Regions from separate parts of the Homo sapiens genome. Here region 1 is linked to region 2. The links are chromatin contacts, found by Hi-C or POLR2A ChIA-PET in ENCODE. All regions are on one chromosome and are shown on one strand. The core of a region is the stretch at or near the end of the contact, and the rest is flanking DNA. Distances in the headings are between cores, read along the strand shown.

Region 1 (4,416 bases), core at 1,329-3,828, 2.9 Mb before region 2:
ACCAAATCTGACACGTTTTCATGATAAACACACTCAACAAACTAGAAATAGAAGATACTTCCTCGGCTGGGCGTGGTAGCTCACGCCTATAATCCCAGCATTTTGGGAGGCCCAGGGGGGTGGATTACTGGAGGTCAGGAGTTCAAGACCAGCCTGGCCAACATGGTAAAACCCCATCTCTACTAAAAATACAAAACTAGCTGGGCGTGGCGGCCTGTGCCTGCAATCCCAGCTACTCAGGAGGCTGAGGCAGGAAAATCGCTTGAACCTGGGAGGCAGAGGTTGCAGTGAGCCAAGATCCAGCCACTGTACTCCAGCCTGGGTGACAGAGTGAGACACTATCTCAAACAAACAAAAAATAGGTTTTATCAGGTTGAGGAAGTACCCTTTTTTTTAATGATTTTTAGACAGTTTCCCTTTTTTAGCTGGGATTACAGGCACCGGCCACCAACCTCAGCTAACTTTTTGTATTTTTAGTAGAGATGGGATTTCTCCATGTTGGCCAGGCTGGTCTCAAACTCTGGACCCCACGTGATCCGCCCGCCTCGACCTCCCAAAGGGTTGGGATTACAGGCGTGAGCCACTGTGCCCAGCCTGATAAAACCTATTTTTTAAGCACCCACAGCTATCATCATACCCAAAGGTGAAAGACTGGATGCCTCCTCCCTGAAATCAGGAGCAAGACAAGGATGTCCACTCTTGCTGCTTCTAGTCAATATTGTACTGGAGCTTCTAGATAGGGCAGCTAGGCAAGGAGAAGAAATAAAAGGCATCCAGATTAGAAAGGAAGAGATAAACTGATCTCTATTCACAAATGACACGCTTTTGTATAAAATCCCAAGGAATCCACTAAAACACTAGAACAACTAATAAATGCCACTAAAAGACAAGAAGAACTAATAAATGGGTTTAGCAAGGTTGCAGGATAAAAGATCAGTACACAAAAAGCCCTTAGAGTCACACTTGACCTTTCCGGGTCACACTCCACATCCCATATAACAGTAGATGGCCTCCTGCCTCCTCCTCAGCCCTTCCTAGTCTGTTCTTCACCCAGGAGTCAGAATGACCCTTTTAAAGGGTTAGTCATATCCTTCCGTGTGCTCAGTCTTCCGAAGGCTGCCCATTTCCTGCAGAGAAGGGGCCACAGTTCTGACTGTGCAGGACCTGTCTGCATCCCTCCATGTCCCCACCTCCCATTTCCTACCAGTCCTTCCAGCTCCTGCGTTCTCGACTTAGTGGCCTCTACTGTGTTTCTTACACTCCAGGCTCTCGTGTCTCAGAGGCTCTGTCTGCCGTGCTCCTTGCTCAAGACAGTACTTCTGCAGATATCCTTACCCTCGACGCCCACGTCCCGCCGGTCTTTGCTCAAATAAGTGCCCTCCTCCTATGGCTTTCCTTGACCGCTCTGCCCTGTCCACCTCGTGTTCTTTTCAGACGGCTGACTCAAGAAAAAATAGACAATCTCAACAGACCTATAACAAGTGAAGAGACTCAATTAGTAACCAAAAAACTATGAATCAAATAAGTCATCAAAAAAGCCCAGGCCCAAATGGCTTCAAGGTTGAATTGAAGCCTGCACGTGGGTTGGTATGTGAATGACGGACTGCCTGGGTCCTCTGGGCACCTGGCATTTCATACATGTTCCGCCTCTGGCACGGGGTGTCTCGACCAGGTACAGACAGGCTGGGAGCCCCGCGCCGGGCGCCCGCTCCCTGGAAGCTCGACCTCTCCCTGCCGTCAAGGCGCCGGTGGGCGGCACGTGGGCCGGCTCTCCCGGGGGCAGTTCTCTATTTCGCTGGTGAGGTTCTCAGACCAAATCCTCGGAATGCAAACTCTCACGGCGTTCCCGTAATTCTCAGCCCAGCGCGGGCCCCGACGCAGGCTCCAGGGGAACGAAGTCAGCGTCCCTTCCGGGGGATGCGCCGGCGGGGCCGCACCTGTTTCTGCCTCAGGGGTCCAAACGCCCACCTTCCCTGCACCGGGACGGGGGTCTGGAGACTGGCACGTCCACCTGGTGCCCGTCTGCTGGGCTGTCGCCTGCCGAGGTCGCCGCCGGCCACACCCACGAGGTCCCCAGGGCGCCGGCGGCGAGACCTCGGCCGGCCAGGGGGCCGGGCTGTGGCTGAGGTGGGACGAGCCAGGGCCGGGGAGGAGACACGGCGCTAAAAGAGGGCAGCTGCGGGCTCGGCAGGATCCCCGCCGCCGACCCACTCCACCCACCCCGCGCCGCCCACTCCCCGCTGCCTACGCCGCGCTCCACACCGCGGGCCTTAGAGCCTGAGGAAAGCAACGGGGCAGGCGCGGACCAGGGCGGGTCCTACTGCGCCTGCGGAAGCGGGCGGGGAGGGGCGGGTCGACGCTCACTGCGCCTGCGGAAAGGGGCGGGGCAGGCACAGGCCTGCGGGTGCCACCTACTGCGCCTGCGGAAAGGGGCGGGGCGGGCGCGGGCTGGCGGGCGGTGCCTACTGCGCCTGCGGAAAGGGGCGGGGCAGGCGCGAGAAGGGAGCGGAGCTGGGGGCGGGGTCGAGGGCGGGGTGGCGGGCGGTGCCTACTGCGCCTGTGCGAGGCCCCGGCGGTGAGCGCGCTCCCGCTCCTTGGCCACCGCCTCAGCCGCTGTCGCCGCCGCCGCCGCTCACCCGGGACCGCGCACGCGCTGCCACCGCCCCCGGCCCGCTCCCGCCCCCGCGCCCGCCCCCGCCCCCGGCCCGCGCCCTCCTGCCGCCGCCTCTTTGGGCCGCGGGCTCGGCACCTCCTCCGCTCGGGCTCAGCGCCCGCAGCATGCAGCAGCCGCGGGGGCGGCGACGGCGGCGGCTGTGAGGTGAGGCGGGGGCCGCGCTCGGGCGCCCCTCCCGGCTGGCCGGCTGCGGGGCCGAGTGGTGGCTCGGGGCGCACCGGGCCCGGCGCGGCGAGGGGCGGCGGCGCCTTTGTTGCGGCCGGGCCGCCGCCTCAGCCCTTTGTCTGCAGATGGTGGACGCGAGCGGCCGCGCCGCCGCCGAGGGCTGGAGGAAGATGGAGGCCCCGCCGGACGGCGCCGCCGACCTCGTGCCCCTGGACCGCTACGACGCGGCGCGCGCCAAGATCGCCGCCAACCTGCAGTGGATCTGCGCCAAGGCCTACGGCCGAGGTGGGCCGGGTGAGGGGCGCGGGGCGGGGGCCAGGGGCGCGGGCCGGGGCCGGGGGACGCGGCCGGGGTCCGGCCGGGTCGGGGTCCGCGCGCCGCGCCTTTGTGCCGCGTCCGCACAGGGTCGGGGCTGGGCCGGCCGCCTCCGAGGTCCTGGCGGCGCCCGGGCAACGCGGAGCGTGGGGACGCGGTCACCTGGCGAGTGGGCGTCCCTGCGGCGGAGGGCGGCGTGGGTCGGGGCTTCCGCTCCTATTTCGGGAGTGCCCCCAGCCTCCCGTTGGCGGCGGCGGCGGCGGGAAGGAGCTGCCCGGTTCTGGGCGCAGGGAGGGACCATGGGGACGCGGGGCCGCCGTCTGAGGCGCCGCTTCCCGGCGCGCCGGGCATCGTCCAGTGCTGGACCTGTGATTCCGAGCCTTGCACTTGTTATGAATTTTGATGCTTACAAGCTGTCAGCTGTTGAATTCCCCAACTAGAAATTGCGTATTCCGCGCATTGTGCTTAATCATAATGATCCCCTTTGGTTAATTCCTGTTTGGAAGAACTAGGTAACCTTGTTACTCAGTCCAGTTTGTTAGGCCCTAATGTGCTTAGTGGATTAAGACGCTTCTGTTTCGTGCCCTGGGAACAGGACAGACCTAGTGATTCTCGTCAGTGGCTGACTTCTTTATTAATTTCAGGTGCTTTGTTTCAGGTACAATTAAAGGTTAATATTTCTGCAATCCTCTTTTCATTTGAAGCATTCTTAAAATATTTGCCTTTATTCTGGTGAAAAATTACCCTTTTTAGAGTAAGACTAAAGGAGACAGCCCTTCCAGAGAAGAGTTCAGTTGACCAGTTTGGAAAACGCTGAGTAGGCGTTGCCCTGTTTGACAGTGGCCTGTGCCCCAGCTAGACTCGAGTTAGTCATAAGGACAAACGCGTTTTGTAAGTTTTAGGGATTAAATAACTCGCCTTATTTCAAACTGGTTTTTGTACTGTGTAAGTAGTAATTGGGAAAGAGTTTTTCCTTTGACAGTTTTCAGTTTTACAGTTCTTGTTTACTGGCTCAGTGGAACCTTAGTTTCTGTGTTGTAATGAGGAAGAAACACTGCTACATCCAAGACTTCACATGAGTTTTTGAGAACGGAATTGGTAAGATGTAGGTATGAAACTTGAGTCAGGTGCAAAGAACAGCCCGAGAGCGGACGCCTGGGTATCTTGCAGTCACTGCCGGCTGCGTGGGCTCACCTGCCTCACACCTTGTGTTAGTCACTGTTTTGCTTTTCTTTGTATTTTGCCGCATGTGCTTACACCAC
Region 2 (4,920 bases), core at 1,856-4,355:
CAATGGCCCAAGAACCCTCTGTATTCGGACGGTACGGGTTAGGAGCAGATGTTACAGGACGGGATCCCATAGGAACCCTCTCTAAGGTTGACTGGACCATCGGCGGTTAAAAACAATGAAGAAACCCAGACCCAGAGTCCAGGGAACGTATGGGACCCAACGCTCTCCCCAAACATATCAGGCCCAGTGTTCCCCTCCGGTCTCCACAACGACCCAGCCAAAGTAGCAGCTGTAGAAGTAAGAGACCTAAAGCAAACTCTAGCAATTGAAACAGGGTACTGAGATGCAAACGCCTGGATGGAATGGATTAAATATTCTGTCCGCACTTTAAACAAAAGTGATTGTTACACTTGTGCACACAGTAGACCAGAAGCCCAGACTGTCCCCTTTCCACTTGGATGGTCCTCCAGACGAGTGGGCATGGGCTGTACGGTAGCTCTTTTCCAGGACCCCACAGCCTGGGGTGATAAATCGTGCCGAGCTCTCTCTCTGCTGTTCCCTGAGGTTCAACACCCTGCGGGTCAGCCCCTGAGGGCTATCCAGCTTCTGTCTCCCAGTGCCAATTTTACTTTGTGTCTCTTGTGACAGGGAAAATTTGGCATTCCTTGGGGACCTAACAGGATGCAGTGAGCTTAAGCCCTTCCAAGAGCTTACCCATGAATCTGCCCCTAGTCATTTATCCTGAGCAGATGTATGGTGGCATTGTGGTGGACCGTAACTGGATACTCTGCCAAGTAACTGGAGCGGTACCTGTGCTCTGATCCAATTGGCCATCCCTTTCACTCTGGCATTTCATCAACCAGAAGAAGTAAAAACAAGACACCGTAGAGTAAGAGATGCCCCCCGTGGTTCCTTTGACCCTCGTGTTTATACAGATGCCACTGGAGTTCCCCGAGGGGTACCTGATGAATTTAAGGCTTGTAATCAAATAGCTGCGGGATTTGAGTCTATGTTTTTCTGGTGGTTAACTATAAATAAAAATGTAGATTGGATAAGTTACATCTATTACAACCAGCAACAATTTGTTAATTATACTAGGAATGCTATCAAAGGAACAGCTGAACAACTAGGACCCACCAGTCAAATGGCTTGGGAAAATAGAATAGCATTAGAAATGATACTAGCAGAGAGGGGTGGCGTTTGTGTCATGCTTGGAACCCAATGTTGTACTTTTATCCCAAATAATACTGTTCCTGACGGAACCATAACAAAGGCACTGCAAGGTCTTACTGCTTTATCCAATGAGCTAGCTTAAAATTCTGGGATAAACGATCTCTTCACTGATCTAACGGGAAGATTGTTCGGCAGGTGGAAAGGACTTATGTCCTCGATCCTTATGTCCCTTGCCATTGTAATAAACGTGTTTATTCTCGTAGGATGTTGTATCATACCCTGTGCCTGAGGGTTAATACAAAGACTTACGGAGACAGCTCTCACTAACCTCCAATTTCCCCCCGCCTTATTCAGACAAACTTCTACTTTTAGAAAACCAAGAACAGCAAAGTCGAGACATGCTAAAAAGGTTTGAAGAGAAAGAAGTATGAAAATCAAGAGGGGGAAACTGTTCTATACAGTGAATTCTTCTTCAAAGGTTCAGCTTGTTCAACTCCCTTGTTCTTTGTTCTCCATCTTCAAAGTCTAACTTCCTTGTTCTTTGTGCCTCCTTGCCCTTAGTTACCCGCTCTGTTTAACTGCCCTTCCCGCCGAAACTAGTCTTCCCACCGAAATCGCTCGTCCCGTCACTGTAACCCACACCCCTGTTCTATTTAAAATAGCCAATTGAGATTAGCTTAGATTGTGTGGTCCAACTCCAACCAGCAGGGACAGGACACAAAAACAGGGACTGACTGCCTTAGGGATAAAAACCCATTCCAGGCTGGGCACGGTGGCTCACGCCTATAATCCCAGCACTTTGGGAGGCCAAGACGGGTGGATCACCTGAGCTCAGGAGTTCAAGACCAGCCTATAGGACACAGTAAATTCCACTTCAAAGATTTTAGCCTTTTACCTTCCTTTAAATTCAAGAGGGGGAAAATTAATAAATACAATGAGTTATGAGTTCCATTTCAAAGAACCAATATGTCAGTATGTTCAGCTTCCCTGTTCTTTGTTCTCCATTTTAAAGTTTAACCCCTCGTTCTTTACGCCTCCTTGCCCCTAGTTTCAGTAAACAACCCCTTCCTAGCTTCTATCACCTGCTCTGTCCTTAGTCATCCTGAGTCACCTGCTCTGTAACCATCCTTCCCACCAAAACTACTCACCCCGCCACTCAGGCCTGTGCCCCTGCCCTCTTTGAAATAACCAATCGGAATTAGCTTAGACTGTGCGGTCCAACCCTAGCCAATATGGGAAAGACACAGCAGTAGAGACTAGCTGTGTAAGAGATAGGAACCCCTTCCCCTTCCTTGTCGGTGTGCTCTCGCCATTGCTCCATCCGCAAGATGCACCCTTCTATAGAAGGAAATTTGCCTTGCTGAGAAAACTGTTTGCCAGAGTGCTGATTCTTCTTTGCGGCACCCAAAATTTATTTCCAACAAGCCTGACCAACATGGTGAAACCCCCTCTCTACTAAAAAATACAAATTTAGCCGGGCGTGGTGGCATGCGCCTGTAATCCCAGCTACTCTGGAGGCTGAGGCAGGAGAATCGCTTGAACCCTGGAGGCGGAGGTTGCAGTGAGCCAAAATCGCACCACCGCACACCAGCCTGGGAAACAAGAGCGAAACTCCGCCTGAAAAACCAACAAAAAAACAAAAACAAAAACAAAAATCCTTCCCTTCTTTGTTCTGTTGGCTCTCTTGCAGCGGCCAGAAGAGCGAGCAGCACCCTTCTGCGTAAGTAAATTTGCTAAATTTCCCTTGCTGAGAAATCCTTTGAGTGCTCGTTTTCTTTGCGACTCCGAGCTCTTATTCCAACACCGAGATTCCCAGCCCCTTACCCGGGAGACGCCTTCCTCGCCGCCCAGAGTCGGCAGCATCTTAGCCACATCACGCACCACTCCCGGGTACTCCACGCACACCATGCGTCGCTCCCGCCTCAGCTCCACGGGGACGGCGGCCCCCAGCCCCAAATCGGCCGCCTCCGCCGCCATCCCTGTGCGTCTGGCAGGGCCCGCCAGGGTCCGTCCCACAAAGTACTCCCAAAGGCCTCGCCTCAATTGTTCCGCGAAGGAATCGTTCCGGGCTCCCTCACCGCTCGCGTCATCCTAACTCCCCGGGCTCAGCAAGACGCGAGGGCCTCCAGGGAGCAAATGGCCCATGGGAGGGCCCATGTCTTCGGGAAAACGACCGCCGTGTCCTCGACTTTTTATTTAAAATTAAGCGAGTTAGTCCACCGGGCGGGGCAAGCACCAGTCTCTCCTACTAGCCAGCGAGGGACCCGGAGGATAATAAGACACAAACCTCCCTCGACTTCAGCCAATGAGAATCCGAGGGCCGAGCGAGTTTTTTTTTGAGCCAATGAGAAGTCCGGAGGAAGCTAGGTCCCACCTTCTCCTCCAGCTTCGTACGTTTTAACCAATAAAGAACTAGAGTTAACCACGTCCCAGCCCTCTTCTGGGTATTCCACCCAATGACACCTCGGGGGCGGGCCAGAGGCAGACTTCCGGCCCGCCTGCTTGGTGGGGAAAAGGTCCCGGCTGAGAATTGATTTCCGCATTGGGTCGGCCTGGTATTCTGTCGGTGTTGGCGCTTCTTCTCCCAAGCTCTTGCAGCCCCCTCGGGACTAGGTTTCCAACGGCGCTTGCGGGGGGCCTCGCGGAGGTGGATGTGGAAAAGGCGAGCGCGGGGGAACTGTGCTGTAACCATCGCCCCGCCTCCACAGAAAGCCCCGAAGCGCCGGCTCGGGGCCGAACGCGGGCATCCGGCGTTCGTCTGTTAGGCAGGCAGACATTAAGCGCCTACTGTGTGCTGGGCCCTACTCAAGACCCAGGCGGGGAGAACGGCGTCTGTCCGGTAGGCGCCCAGGGCTGCTGCAAAGCCCCGGAGCGAGGAGTGTGGCCCCTCAAACAGGGAGGAGATGAGGTCCGAGGCCGACCGAGGTCAGAGACCCGCACCCACGAAAAGGGTCCACCCGTCGGGCTGGCTGCTTCCCAGTGCCGTGGAGAGCCCCTGAAGGTTTCTTTTTTTGAGAAGGAATCTCGCTGTGTCGCCCAGGCTAGAATGCAGTGGCGCTTTCTCGGCTCACTGCAACCTCCGCCTCGGGTTCAAGCTATTCTCGTGCCTCAGCCTCCCGAATAGCTGGGATTACAGGCGCCTGCCACCATGCCCGGTTAATTTTTGTATTTTTAGTAGAGACGAGGTTTCACCATGTTGGCCAGGCTGGTCTTGAACTCTTGACCTCAAATGATCCGCCTGCTTCGGCCTCCCCAAGTCCTGGGATTACAGGCGTGAGCCACCGCGCCTGGCCCCTTGAAGGGTTTTATGCGGAGCAGTGATCCCATTCATGCATTTGAAAGACCTCTCTGGCTGTTGTGTGGAGAACAGATCAAAGGGGGAGAAAGTGAGTTCAGATAAACCAGCTCCGAGACTGCATAATCCAGTCAAGAGATGAAGGGACTGGGTTTGAGAATATTGGGAGATGAGAATCATGGCCCAGCACAGTGGCTCACGCCTGTAATCCCAGCACTTTGGGAGGCTGAGGCGGGAGGATCAGTTGAGCCCAGCAGTTGGAGGCCAGCCTGGGCAACAGGGGAAGACCCCATTTCTACCAAAAAATACAAAATTAGCCGGCCATGGTGGTGCATGCCACAGTAGTCCCAACTACTCAAAAGGCTGAGGCAGGAGGATCCTTTGAGCCCTGGAGTTGGAGGCTGCAGTGAGCTATGATCATGCCACTTGCATTACAGCTAGAAATTAGTAAGAGCAAGTGACCCCTTGGGTATGGGTACCCCGTTTCTGAAGTGATTTTTTTTTTTGAAAGA

The links. A loop is a pair of places that touch in the nucleus more often than their neighbours do. ChIA-PET counts read pairs that join two places held with the same protein, here RNA polymerase II (POLR2A). Pooled maps may share reads with other maps.
Region 1: a map of sciatic nerve shows a loop between it and region 2 (8-fold over the local background). The contact joins the promoter of CAMSAP1 here to the promoter of GTF3C5 in region 2. A Hi-C loop is called at or near these places in 1 of 168 maps with a recorded cell type or tissue (sciatic nerve) and 5 of 50 pooled maps. POLR2A ChIA-PET finds 5 or more read pairs at or near these places in 2 of 52 experiments (GM10248 and PC-9).

Annotation. Positions count from the first base shown.
Region 1 is chr9:135,905,708-135,910,123 of GRCh38, reverse strand. It overlaps CAMSAP1 (calmodulin regulated spectrin associated protein 1), which reads left to right and starts at 2,578. Exons shown (of 17, transcript NM_015447.4): 1 at 2,578-3,124. The coding sequence starts at 2,965. CAMSAP1-DT (CAMSAP1 divergent transcript) reads right to left here and starts at 2,291. Exons shown (of 2, transcript XR_007061860.1): 1 at 1,205-2,291. RefSeq lists silencers at 2,010-2,689, 2,730-2,839, 2,920-2,989, 3,390-3,439 and an enhancer at 4,086-4,416.
Region 2 is chr9:133,029,182-133,034,101 of GRCh38, reverse strand. GTF3C5 (general transcription factor IIIC subunit 5) reads right to left here and starts at 3,105. Exons shown (of 11, transcript NM_012087.4): 1 at 2,938-3,105. The coding sequence starts at 3,090. It overlaps LOC105376306 (a long non-coding RNA gene), which reads left to right and starts at 3,680. Exons shown (of 2, transcript NR_135119.1): 1 at 3,680-3,952. RefSeq lists enhancers at 3,085-3,344, 2,789-3,440, 3,675-3,924.